Regions from separate parts of the Mus musculus genome. Here region 1 is linked to region 2. The links are chromatin loops, found by intact Hi-C in ENCODE. Cell type or tissue: gastrocnemius. All regions are shown on one strand. Links, peaks and the distances in the headings refer to the core of each region. The heading gives the core; the rest is flanking DNA.

Evidence for each region. Peaks named below come from ENCODE experiments on the same cell type or tissue, not always from the same donor. Only the 100,000 strongest peaks of a DNase experiment are listed, where the experiment ranks them.
Region 1: a loop joins it to region 2, with 2.3 times the contacts of the local background. A loop is called at or near these places in 2 of 42 quality-filtered maps.

The regions. Positions count from the first base shown.
Region 1 is chr1:157,341,153-157,346,532 of GRCm38, forward strand. The region is part of intron 1 of Rasal2 (RAS protein activator like 2); the gene reads right to left. Among named protein-coding and RNA genes, the nearest start is that of 2810025M15Rik, 69 kb to the right of the region's middle. In gastrocnemius, for the core only: no CTCF peak of the experiment used is centred there; a DNase peak (open chromatin) is centred at 2,570; H3K27ac peaks cover 311 bases.
Region 2 is chr1:157,409,060-157,414,439 of GRCm38, forward strand. It overlaps Rasal2 (RAS protein activator like 2), which reads right to left and starts at 3,536. Exons shown (of 18, transcript NM_177644.5): 1 at 2,678-3,536. The coding sequence starts at 2,879. 2810025M15Rik (RIKEN cDNA 2810025M15 gene) reads left to right here and starts at 3,293. Exons shown (of 3, transcript NR_027984.1): 1 at 3,293-4,066; 2 at 4,685-4,736. In gastrocnemius, for the core only: a CTCF peak has its summit at 2,825; DNase peaks (open chromatin) are centred at 2,850, 3,161 and 3,579; H3K4me3 peaks cover 4,563 bases; H3K27ac peaks cover 4,782 bases.

The DNA of each region.
Region 1 (5,380 bases), core at 72-5,071, 68 kb before region 2:
TACTAAATGAAACAAAGTGTCACTTCATAGCAGGCTGGTCCAACAAATGAACCATGAAAACCCTTGTTGTCTTGTTTGAACATGATTAATTTTGAAATTGCAAATAAAAGATTATAATTCTGTATAATGTTCAGAACACAAAGATAATTAAATGCATGAGGAGACAAGATATCATGAGCACTACAAGTAAAATCAACAGACTATAAGAATATAAAATGTTGGCAGAGACATCACATAGAACACTCATAAAGTTAAGTTTATATAATTATTTAATTACAGCATATAAGGCAATAAAATTCAAATAAAAATTATCAGAAAAAACTACAAATTAAGAACATTGATATTATGCAAAATATTTTATGTAAGCATAATACTAAATTTATATGTAGCAAGTTAAAAGGTATAATAACAGGTTTTATGATGAAATACAAGCCTAAAGTGATCTAAAGGTTGGGAGTAAAGACGTCAGTAGTATTGTATTGCTAACAAGATAAGTGATCCTGATAATAAAAGGAGCCTGATTTATGACTGCTTCTGATCTTCAATTAAATAAAACATTTAGGAAAGGAAGTCACTTTAAAAGTTCTCTAAGGCCGGGTGTAGTGGCGCACGCCTTTAATCCCAGCACTCAGGAGGCAGAGGCAGGTGGATTTCTGAGTTCGAGGCCAGCCTGGTCTACAAAGTGAGTTCCAAGACAGCCAGGGCTATACAGAGAAACTGTCTCAGGAGAAATAAAAAAAAAAACAAAACAAAAAAAAAGTTCTCTAAGATCTGATATGGTCAGCCATTTCACATAAACGTCTACCTTTTCATAAGCAGACTAGTTTTTCATTGGTATATTAATGACAAAAAGATCCTATGTGTAACTGGTTTTTCATTAATTGCTTAATTAATATTAGCATTACAGTATACAAGACAATAAATGTATCAGACAATATTTTCAACAAATAATCTTAGTATTGTCCCTTTTTGTGATGTATATATGACAGGTCTAGATTGTGTGTAGACAATTCATATTACTTTATGAAACATCATTATATATCTTTTTTTTCTTAAAAAAGCACATGCGAAATTAAAATAGCAAATGCTTAATTGTAACTTTAAAAACATTTTATTGATTTGTTGAAAAACTCATGAAATAATTTTATAAATTACTTTTATTCTTCCTGTATATACCATAGATAGGATCGATTTATTCAAGGCTAAAAACAAGATACTCAAAATTCAAATTTCAGCTTTTTAATTTATATAATTTTTTTCAATAATTAGCTTAAAGACCATCTCTATTTTCAATATTTTAATTCTATCATAGGCATAAACAAATATTTTGTTTTAGGAAACATTAAATCCTCCAGTTTAAAATCCTGCAGAATGAATCACCACCTATGGAGTGCATGGTCTACTATGTGTCCTTAATGAACCAAGTCCAATCATCACGAGAAACACAGAAGGAATAGCATTACAAGTCTTAGGGTAGTGTCCTGGCTCCCTTTCATAAGGCTCCTCCTGGTGGTTTGGGCTAAAATTCTACCTCCAAGTAACTGCAAGAGATTATTTACTACAGAGAATGTTTATGCACCACTTTGCAATTTGATTTTTAATTTCACTCTGCTACAGTTACTTTTTAACATGTTTTAATGAGTCTGAATACCTCCAAATACTCCATCCAGACTTGTTTGGCAATACATTTTAATAAGCGAAAAGCACCATAAAGAAAATGAAAGATTATTATTCCTTTTTGTCTTAAATTAAATGCCTATGGCTCAGTGGTATTAGCTCGCACTGTTTAATCTAAGAACTCGGGAGACAGAGGCAGGCGAATCTCTGACTTCAAGGACAGCCTGGTCTAGATAGTGAGTTACAGAACAGCCAGAGTCACACAGGGGAACTCTGTCATGAAAAACAAAAAACAATAAAATTTACATGCCTATAATAGTCTATATACCCTTTATTCATTTATATGTTTTGATATGGCTATACTTATACTTCAGATTTTATGAAATCCATTTTTTGAGACAGGATTTCTTCCTGAACATGGAGCTCACAAATTGGCTAGATGGGCTGGACAAGCAGTTGTAGGGACACATCAGTCTCTGCCTTGTACCTCCAACACCAGGGTTTACAGGCAAAGCCACCACACCTGGTTTTTATGTGGGTGCTGGGAATCTAAACTCTGATTTTCATGCGTACACTTTACTGACCAGGTCCCACTGCAGGGCTTATCCTATAATCATATTGATAAAGAATTACGGTATTGGCAAACGGAGTTAAATAAGTCAGACCAGAAGATTATTGTTATATGCTTGTGAAGAAAATCAATACATGTAAAGTACCAAATAAACTTATTTCTCACAGCAGAATAACCTGAAATTACTGGAATGTATTCCCTAATATGTAATCCTGATTTAAATATAGTGTTCCATTGTTTCCCATAAGTTTATTAAAAATTTAAGCCTACTCAGGTCCTTCCCTCCTATAAAAATAATTTTCCTAATTCCTGGTTCTGACTCAGTCTGACTGTAACTATCAGCTTTCTGCCAGGGATCAGCTTCTCTGTGGGAACTCAAGCTGTGCACATACCTAAGCAGTGATGCAAGATCTGGACCTTCCCAGAAGCAGTGTCAACCACTGACAGAGGCCTCCAGACTTCAGTACTCTTTTCCTCTCTAACCCATCTCTAGAAGATGGGAAACAAAGGGAACAGATGCACAACCTCACAGGGCAAGTTCCTAAGATTATACAATAATTTCCTAATCACATACACATAAAAATAGACAATTAGAGGTCTCAAGATGCCTTGTTCATTTTTATTGATCCTGACCAGATTGGGAAGCCAAAGTGGTAGAATATATACAATAATAGCATTATTATTTACAAAAGAATAATAAGGCTACCTCGTATTGATAAAGATAACGGCTACTAGAATACAGACAAAAATATAAAACTTCAGAAACATTCTATAATTAACAAATTTGGGTTTTTAAATAATGTATATACTTTTAAATTTTCACCTTTATTCATGATTCTGTACTCTCTCCCTAATGAATTTTATTTGTACTTTAAGATGAAATATTTCTAACTTATAAGATCATAATCTCCTCACCAAGAAGCCTTATGTTGTTCAAAGTCTTAACAGTACACAGTACACTGTCACTAAATATGCACCAAAATCAACTTTAACTGTATCACAAGATACTAAATCTTTACAGTTGGAAGTTCAGAAAGAAGGAAAAATTTGATACTGACAAAATGCAGAATACCTTAAAACCCTTAGGACATTTGTTTTCAACTTCTTCTACATCCCTACTTCTTAGCCTCTCATTGGTAAAACTTATTTGAGCTAGTAATGCTACCAAATTTAAATCTGTCTTGTTAGATGTCTTCTAACTCAATCATTGATTTACACAATTATGAAATATGTGTATCTATTTGGTTTTCCATCTGGTGTTTTTACATAAGCTGATTCACACAGGTATAATTTTGAGACTGACAAGTACCTTCTTTCTATAAAAATAAAGTTTTCCTTTACTCAGTATGATATTAAAGCCCCAATATTTTCCTGAAATTTATTCATTTCTTAGTTCATTCAAATAAACATATTTTACTTATTAGCTGCTATGTATCATATACTTTCCTAGGTTCTTACCTTTTAAAAACTAATGTTTCTTTAAATGAAATAAACTGATAAAATAATTAATACTAATAATTAATAGTAATAATTAAAAATAATAAATACTAGCTCTAATATATTAATACTGAAGACTCCTTTGGAATGCAGCAAGAGTATAGGAAATGGATTATCCAAGTCAAGATGAAGAGAAGGCAATATTTCAACTAAGGACAAATAAAAAGGAATTTGTACTTAGCAAACATTAACATGTAAATAATAGAAATTTAAGGTTTCAAGTAATGACTTGAAACCAGTGCTTCTTGTCTTATTTATAATAGCCAGAAGCTGGAAAGAACCCAGATGTCCCTCAACAGAGAATGGATACAGAAAATGTGGAACATTTACACAATGCAGTACTACGTAGCTATTAAAAACAATGAATGTATGAAATGCTTAGGCAAATGGATGGAACTAGAAAATATCATCCTGACTGAGGTAACCCAATCACAAAAGAACACACATGATATGCACTCACTGATAAGTGGATATTAGCCCAGAAGCTCAGAATACCCAAGATACAATTCACAGACCACATGAAGCTCAAGAAGAAGGACGAACAAAGGGTTGATACTTCAGTTCTTCTTAGAAGGGGGAACAAAATACCCATGGAAGGCCTTACAGAGACAACGTATGGAACAGAGACTGAAGGAAAGGCTATCCAGAGACTGTTGCACCTGGGGATCCATCCCATATACAGTCATCAAACCAGACACTATTGTGGATGCCAACAAGAGCTTGCTGACAGGAGCCTGATATAGCTGTCTCCTGAGAGGCTCTACTAGTGCCTGACAAATACAGAGGCGGATGCTCTCAGCCAACCATTGGACTGAGCACAGGGTTCCCAATGGAAGAACTAGAGAAAGTACCCAAGGAGCTGAAGGGGTTTGCAGCCCCACAGGAAGAACAACAATATGAACCAACCAGTATCCCCCAGAGCTCCCAGGGACTAAACCAAAGAATATATATGGAGGGATCCATGGCTCCAGCCACATTTGTAGCAGAGGTTGGCCTAGTCGTTCATCAATGGGAGGAGAGGCCCTGGGTCCTGTGAAGTCTCTATATCCCAGTACAGGGGAATGCCAGGGCCAGGAAGCAGGAGTGGGTAGGTTGTTGGGGGGCGGGGGGGGGGGGGGAGACGGGGTTTTCAGAGGGGAAATGAGGAAAGGGGATAACATTTGAAATGTAAATTAACAAAATATCTAATTAAAAAAAAAGAAATCAGTGCTTCTCAAAGTTTAGTTTCATAGTCTGTGGGTGGGCCAAAAATTGTTTCTTAACAAGCATATAAAGATGAGTGTAAGAAACATTGCTAACAATGTGACAGGATAATATTATGCCTTGTTAGAGCTAAAAAGATGATCATAGCTTACTTATTATTTCATTTATCTAGTTATTCATTTTTGTTGAACTTTACAAAAGTATTGGATCATAACACATCAAAAATTTAAAAAGAACAGTTTGAGGAGGACTATTATTGAGTGAATTGAATTCCAATTTTGCACAGGTTGTTCCAGCTTTTAAACTGGTTTTTAGATCTAAACTACATTTTAAAAGGCTTTCCATCACTCAGAAATAACTTAAATAATTTAGGTGATGATCCATTTTAATTAAGTATCACATTGTTTTTACTATACTACCAAAGGGTTTAGCCATTGTGAACAACTGGGTTTAGTTGTAAACAAACTGGGTTCACAATCTTTGGCACATATT
Region 2 (5,380 bases), core at 159-5,158:
CTGAAACAAGTGGACCACACTTAAAAAAAAAAAAGTCTCTATAAATTATGTAGAGGATCAAAGATAACCCAAGAATACACAAATCGGACAAGAAACAAACAAACAAAAAAAAACATATTCCATAAATGTTTACTTTCTTGCTGGGCATGGTTGCCCATGCCTTTAATCCAGGCATTTCAGGAGGTAGAGGCAAGTAGTTCTCAATGAGTTTGAGACCAGCCTGGACTATATGGCAAATTTCAGGCCAGCCAGGGCTACGCAGTGAGACCCTGCTTAAATAAATTTTAAAAATTGATTTTCCACATTATTCTAACCTCAAAGAATCATACAATAAACAATTTTTTGTTTGTTTTTTGTTTTTTGTTTTGTCAAGACAGGGTTTCTCTGCATAGTCCTAGCTGTCCTGGAACTCACTCTGTAGACCAGGCTGGCCTTGAACTCAGAAATTCACCTACCTCTGCCTCCCAAGTGCTGGGATTAAAGGCATGCGCCACCACGCCTGGCTCAATAAACAATTTTAAAACTATCTAAAACAAGCAAGACCCCCTTAGTTTTGGTTTGTATGGACAACAAAGCAGTCTCCAGGGAAAAATCCTTAAAAGAAAAGCAGCAGCATTAAACAGCAAGTAAAACTGAGTTTTAATTAACTGACAAAAATCAAACATTAAAAAAAAAAAGATGATGCAGTGGAAATTCTACCACTAAACATAGAAATACTTCCTCTGAATAACTTCTTGTGCATGAATTTATGTGCATGTAAGCCAACTACTTCAGATTCCACATTGTATGCAGAAACCTGGAGCCAGGGAGATAAAAATGACTCAGACAAAATTAAATGACAACGAAGCTGTGGCAAAACCAAAAAGAAAACTATCTGGTTCTTGGCCCTAGTTGTGTGCTACTAATTTCTAGGTTTCTTCAAACATATTTAGACGTGTGTGCATATGACAAGTCCAGTTCTAGAACAGACTACCAAAACATTAGTAAAAATTTACATGGGTTACATGTGAAGGATATGTACAATAATAAGGTCTAGAATATCCAGCTCTGAACACTTGTCAGCCAATTATCATATATACTAACATGGTCCTCTCTCTAACATTGTATAAAAACAGTAAGAGAAAGTGTATACAGACAGAAGATAAAATGTAACCACAATGTATTCCAATTTATAGTCATTTTTAGACTCTCATCAACTTTTGTTATAAGTGATCAGCTAACCTGAACTAGCAGACAGGTGGACTACCAGGCAGCAAAGCTTTTAATCCAACCTGCTGAGAATGAATTGAGTAACTCTGCGTCAGTTCCCACCTCTTTGCTTTAATTCCCCCATTTAGCAAAAAGGAAGAGAAAAAAGAAAGAAAGAAAAAAAAACATTTAGAAACACCAGCAAAATTCTAAGTAGTATATACATAAATTTCTAAGAACTAGCTATAAGGAGAGTTGCTTTTTTTATATAACTAAAAAGACCCTACAGATTATTTAATCCACTCATTTTGTAGATAAGGAATTTGAGGCAAAAAGATGGCCTTATCTGCCCTAAATTGTTTAATAATTTTTAGTGACAGAACTGAGGCAAGAATTCAAATGTCTGGGATCTTTCCTGAAGTCAACTGAACTGTCCAAAAGACAACTTATAAACCATGAAAAGATGGTCTTGAATTATAAAGCACAGAACCTATTTGGAAGTATGAAAGCCAAGCCATAAATACAATATGCTGATCACTAACAGCATATTAGACAAACAAAACTGCAGGACAGCATCTCAACACTGTGTGATTCCAGATACTTCAAATTGGTCATCTTATATTCAACCACATTACTATGTCTTTTATGGTCATGTGTAGCAGAAACATTCTGCTAGCTTGATATTTTGGAAAGCCACAGCTAACCCATGCATACAGCATGTTTAACGTTGCCACAGCCTTTCCTGAATAGAAAATCATCATTCAGGTTTAATTTAAAAGATGGTTACTCGGAATGCAGAAAGGGAAAGTTTCTTTAGTGTGTTCATCACTTTAAACCTGCTGAGTGACAACCGGGTAGCTTAACCACGAAAACCAGAAACAGCAGTGCAATCTGAAACAACCTACACACTCAGGACAAGCAGAGAGTACGGTTCAAGGAAAAGCTGTCGGTAAATCTACTGCTACCAAACACTTGAACTGGGGCTGGTGCAAGGGCTACGGCTAGGGCTGGGTGTCTCTCCCATCTCTGCCCCCCACCCACAACCCCTCGATTTTGTTTTGTTTTGTTTTTCATTCATTAGCTCATCTTCTACTAAGCTTTTTCATATCTTTCTCTCAACACTTGCTTCACACAACAGGAAGGAAATGAAATCCCATTCACTTGGTTTTGTGCCTTGTTCCATTCTACCTTCCTGAGGACTCAGCAGCAAGTGCCTTTAATTAATCACCTAAGAATTACGTCCAGATAGCTCAACTCTATAAACTTACTGTGGATATCTAAAGAGGTCCAAAGGAGCCTACTGAGTCACATAACCAGGCGCTATATATTGGATAAACTTGTCAAAAAGCATTTTCTGCAACAACAACAACAACAACCAAAAAAAGATGTGGACAGCTGACCTAGGATAGATGGGGGACTAAGAATGCATCGGAGCCCAAGGAAAGATGAGAAACGCCAGCCTCTGAGGCAGACGACTTGTGATCCTTACCGAACACCCGGACCCAGCTCTGCTGCTGGCACACTGACTCCAGAAGGATCCGATCCAGCATGCCACCGGCCACTGCTCCGCTGACTGGGACGACCGCGTCCAGATCCTCCGGGGGCAGCGGCGAGTCGGACTCCAGCCCCGTGAACATCTCCGGCCACGACAGCGCCTCCGCGGCTCCTCCGGACGACGGAGACAGCTCCATGGTGTCCCAGAGGGAGCAGGCGGCGGCGGCGGGGCGGGCTTCCCGGCTGCGGGAAAGGGACGACGGCGCGGCCACCAGCACCCGAACGGCTGCGGGCGCGGACACCGCTCACCTCCTTCCCCGCCGCCCACCGCCCGAAGGCCGGGCGCCGCAGCCCACCTGCAAGCGGAGGGTGGGACCCGGGCCGGGAGGCGGGTCCAGCGTGGTCCGGAGCGGAGGCGGGTCCCGGCTCAGGTGCGGGTCCGGAGCGGACGCGGAGCACCCGGGAGCGCGGGCTCACCTCCCGCCCCCACGCAGCCCTGCTCAACCCCCGCGGGCGCGTTCGCGGGCCGCCCGGGCTTGGGCTGAGGATGGAGCTCGGCCAGGCAGGGCTGGGCTCGGGGGCGTCGCCGCCAGGGGCCGCCCCCTCTGACCGGCTCCCGCCGCCGTCGCCTCGGGGGCTCAAAGCGCCGGCTCCCTCAGCCTGAGGGGCGCGCCCCGGCCCAGCTTCTGTCCGCCTGGCGTCGGCTTGCTCCCGCGGAACGCGCAGGCCGGCCCGCTAACTCTCAGGCCGCCGCTCCGGCCGCTGCTTGGGCTCCTCCGGCTCGCGCTCCTCTGAGAAACCCACAAGCCCGGCAGCCGCGGCGCTGGCGGCGGCGGCAGGCGGCATCCCAGGGTGATAGGCCGAAGCAATCGAGTGCCGAGCTCACGGCCGCGTGTGCAATCCAGTAACCGAGCGGAGGAGGAACTGCCGCCGAAGACAGCAAAAATCGGGCACCGAAATACTCAGCGGGCCAGGCCCGCCTACTTTCCTAAGACTATCCTGCTCCGACCGCCTCTCGGTGCGGGGATCCTCGAGCTGCTGGTGGAAGCAGAGACGGTGTTGGGGAGGCGGAGAGAAAACGGGGTGCGGGAAATTTAAAAAGATGGGAAAGGCGCTTCCCTTTTATCTTAGCCCCTATCCTGTTGATTTCTGGACCAATGCTTCTTTCTCGGACGAAGAACATGAAGACGCTGCTTTATCTAACAGTCACCTCGGAAGAAACGCCATGGTTCCTCCACAAGGGAGATCTGGCCCCGCGTCTTGGATCCTGAGATCTGTGCGAGATCCCGGCTTTGCGCCCTGTCCGCCCTGGAGCTGGATTTATCATCAGTTTAGAATAGCATGGCTACGATGTGTGGTGCGGATGGATGGACGAGCCCCGCAAGTACATGAAATGCCCCAAAGCCCCAGCATTAACCAAACAAGCTTCTCTTTTTTGCCTTTGATCTTTGCAATCTGTTGGCTTCTCTTCTAACAGTGTCACTTGGGTTTTATTTTTGGTCTATGTGTAAACTGTCTTCCTCCTTAACATTGGCTTCGTTTTGTGCCCACCCAAAGCGGGATTCACCAATCCAGATTTCAGAGATTTTAGGCATAAGTAAATAAATAAATAAATAAATAAATAAATAATAGTAATAATAATAATTTCGGGTAGAAATTTACCAATTTAAATTATGTTGACAAATCAGGTTTTTCAACAATTTATGAACATGGCTACTTCAAACCAATCAGGAATTTTTCATAATTAGATGATGCTAAAAAATATTTGGGGGAGGGTTTTTGTTGTGTCCCAGCCCACCCCAGCCCTCATTTCTCTCTACTTTGACCTTCTATAAGAGGTCAATCTAATTTTCTAGGTTTTAGGAATTCTCATGTGTTTTTGTGTTTTATGGGAGTTATAGCATGCATTTTATAATTTTCTCCCAAATTTTACATAGAGTAATAGCATGTTAAAACAAGAAGTGACTTTAAAGATCCTCTCACCCTTCCTCTTGTTTAACAGGTGCAGACAGGACAGTCCACATCACCTGCCAAAGCAGCCAGCAATGCAACAGGTACGTCTTACAAGCTCTCAGTGATACTGATTTCTTCAACTCTGATCCTTCAAGAACTCTGTGATTAGATTTGTTAATCTGGTGCTTAGCAATGAAGTAGAGTAATCCCTCCCGGTATATAGAAGCCCACTTGCTTGCTATCTGACTACAGTCAGCTCTCCAATTTTAATAAATGAGAGATAAGGAAGCTAGAAGTTACAGGACCCAGCCCTAAACAAATCTAGTGTTTTCTTTCTCCCTTCTTTCCTTCCTTCCTTCCTTCCTTCCTTCCTTCCTTCCTTCCTTCCTTCCTTCCTTCCTTCCGTTTAGTTTCAAGACAGGGTTCCTCTGTGTACCAGCCCTGGCTGCCCTGGAACATGCTTTGTAGGCCAGGCTGGCTCTGAACTCAAAGAAATAGGCCTGCCTCTGCCTCCCGAGTGCTGGGATTAAAGGTGTTGGCCACCATACCCAACTCAACTCCAATTTGTAAAGATCTCTGAAGGGACATTGTCCTTTTGCAGTAGAGGGAGGGAAGGAGAGAGAGAGAAAACCCTTGGCATAGGATTTCCATTTGTATTGAATTATTGTTGATGTCTCAAAGAGTAAGTGAATATGGACACCAGCCGTACAAATCAAAGTATCTACTCATATGTATGGATGTATTT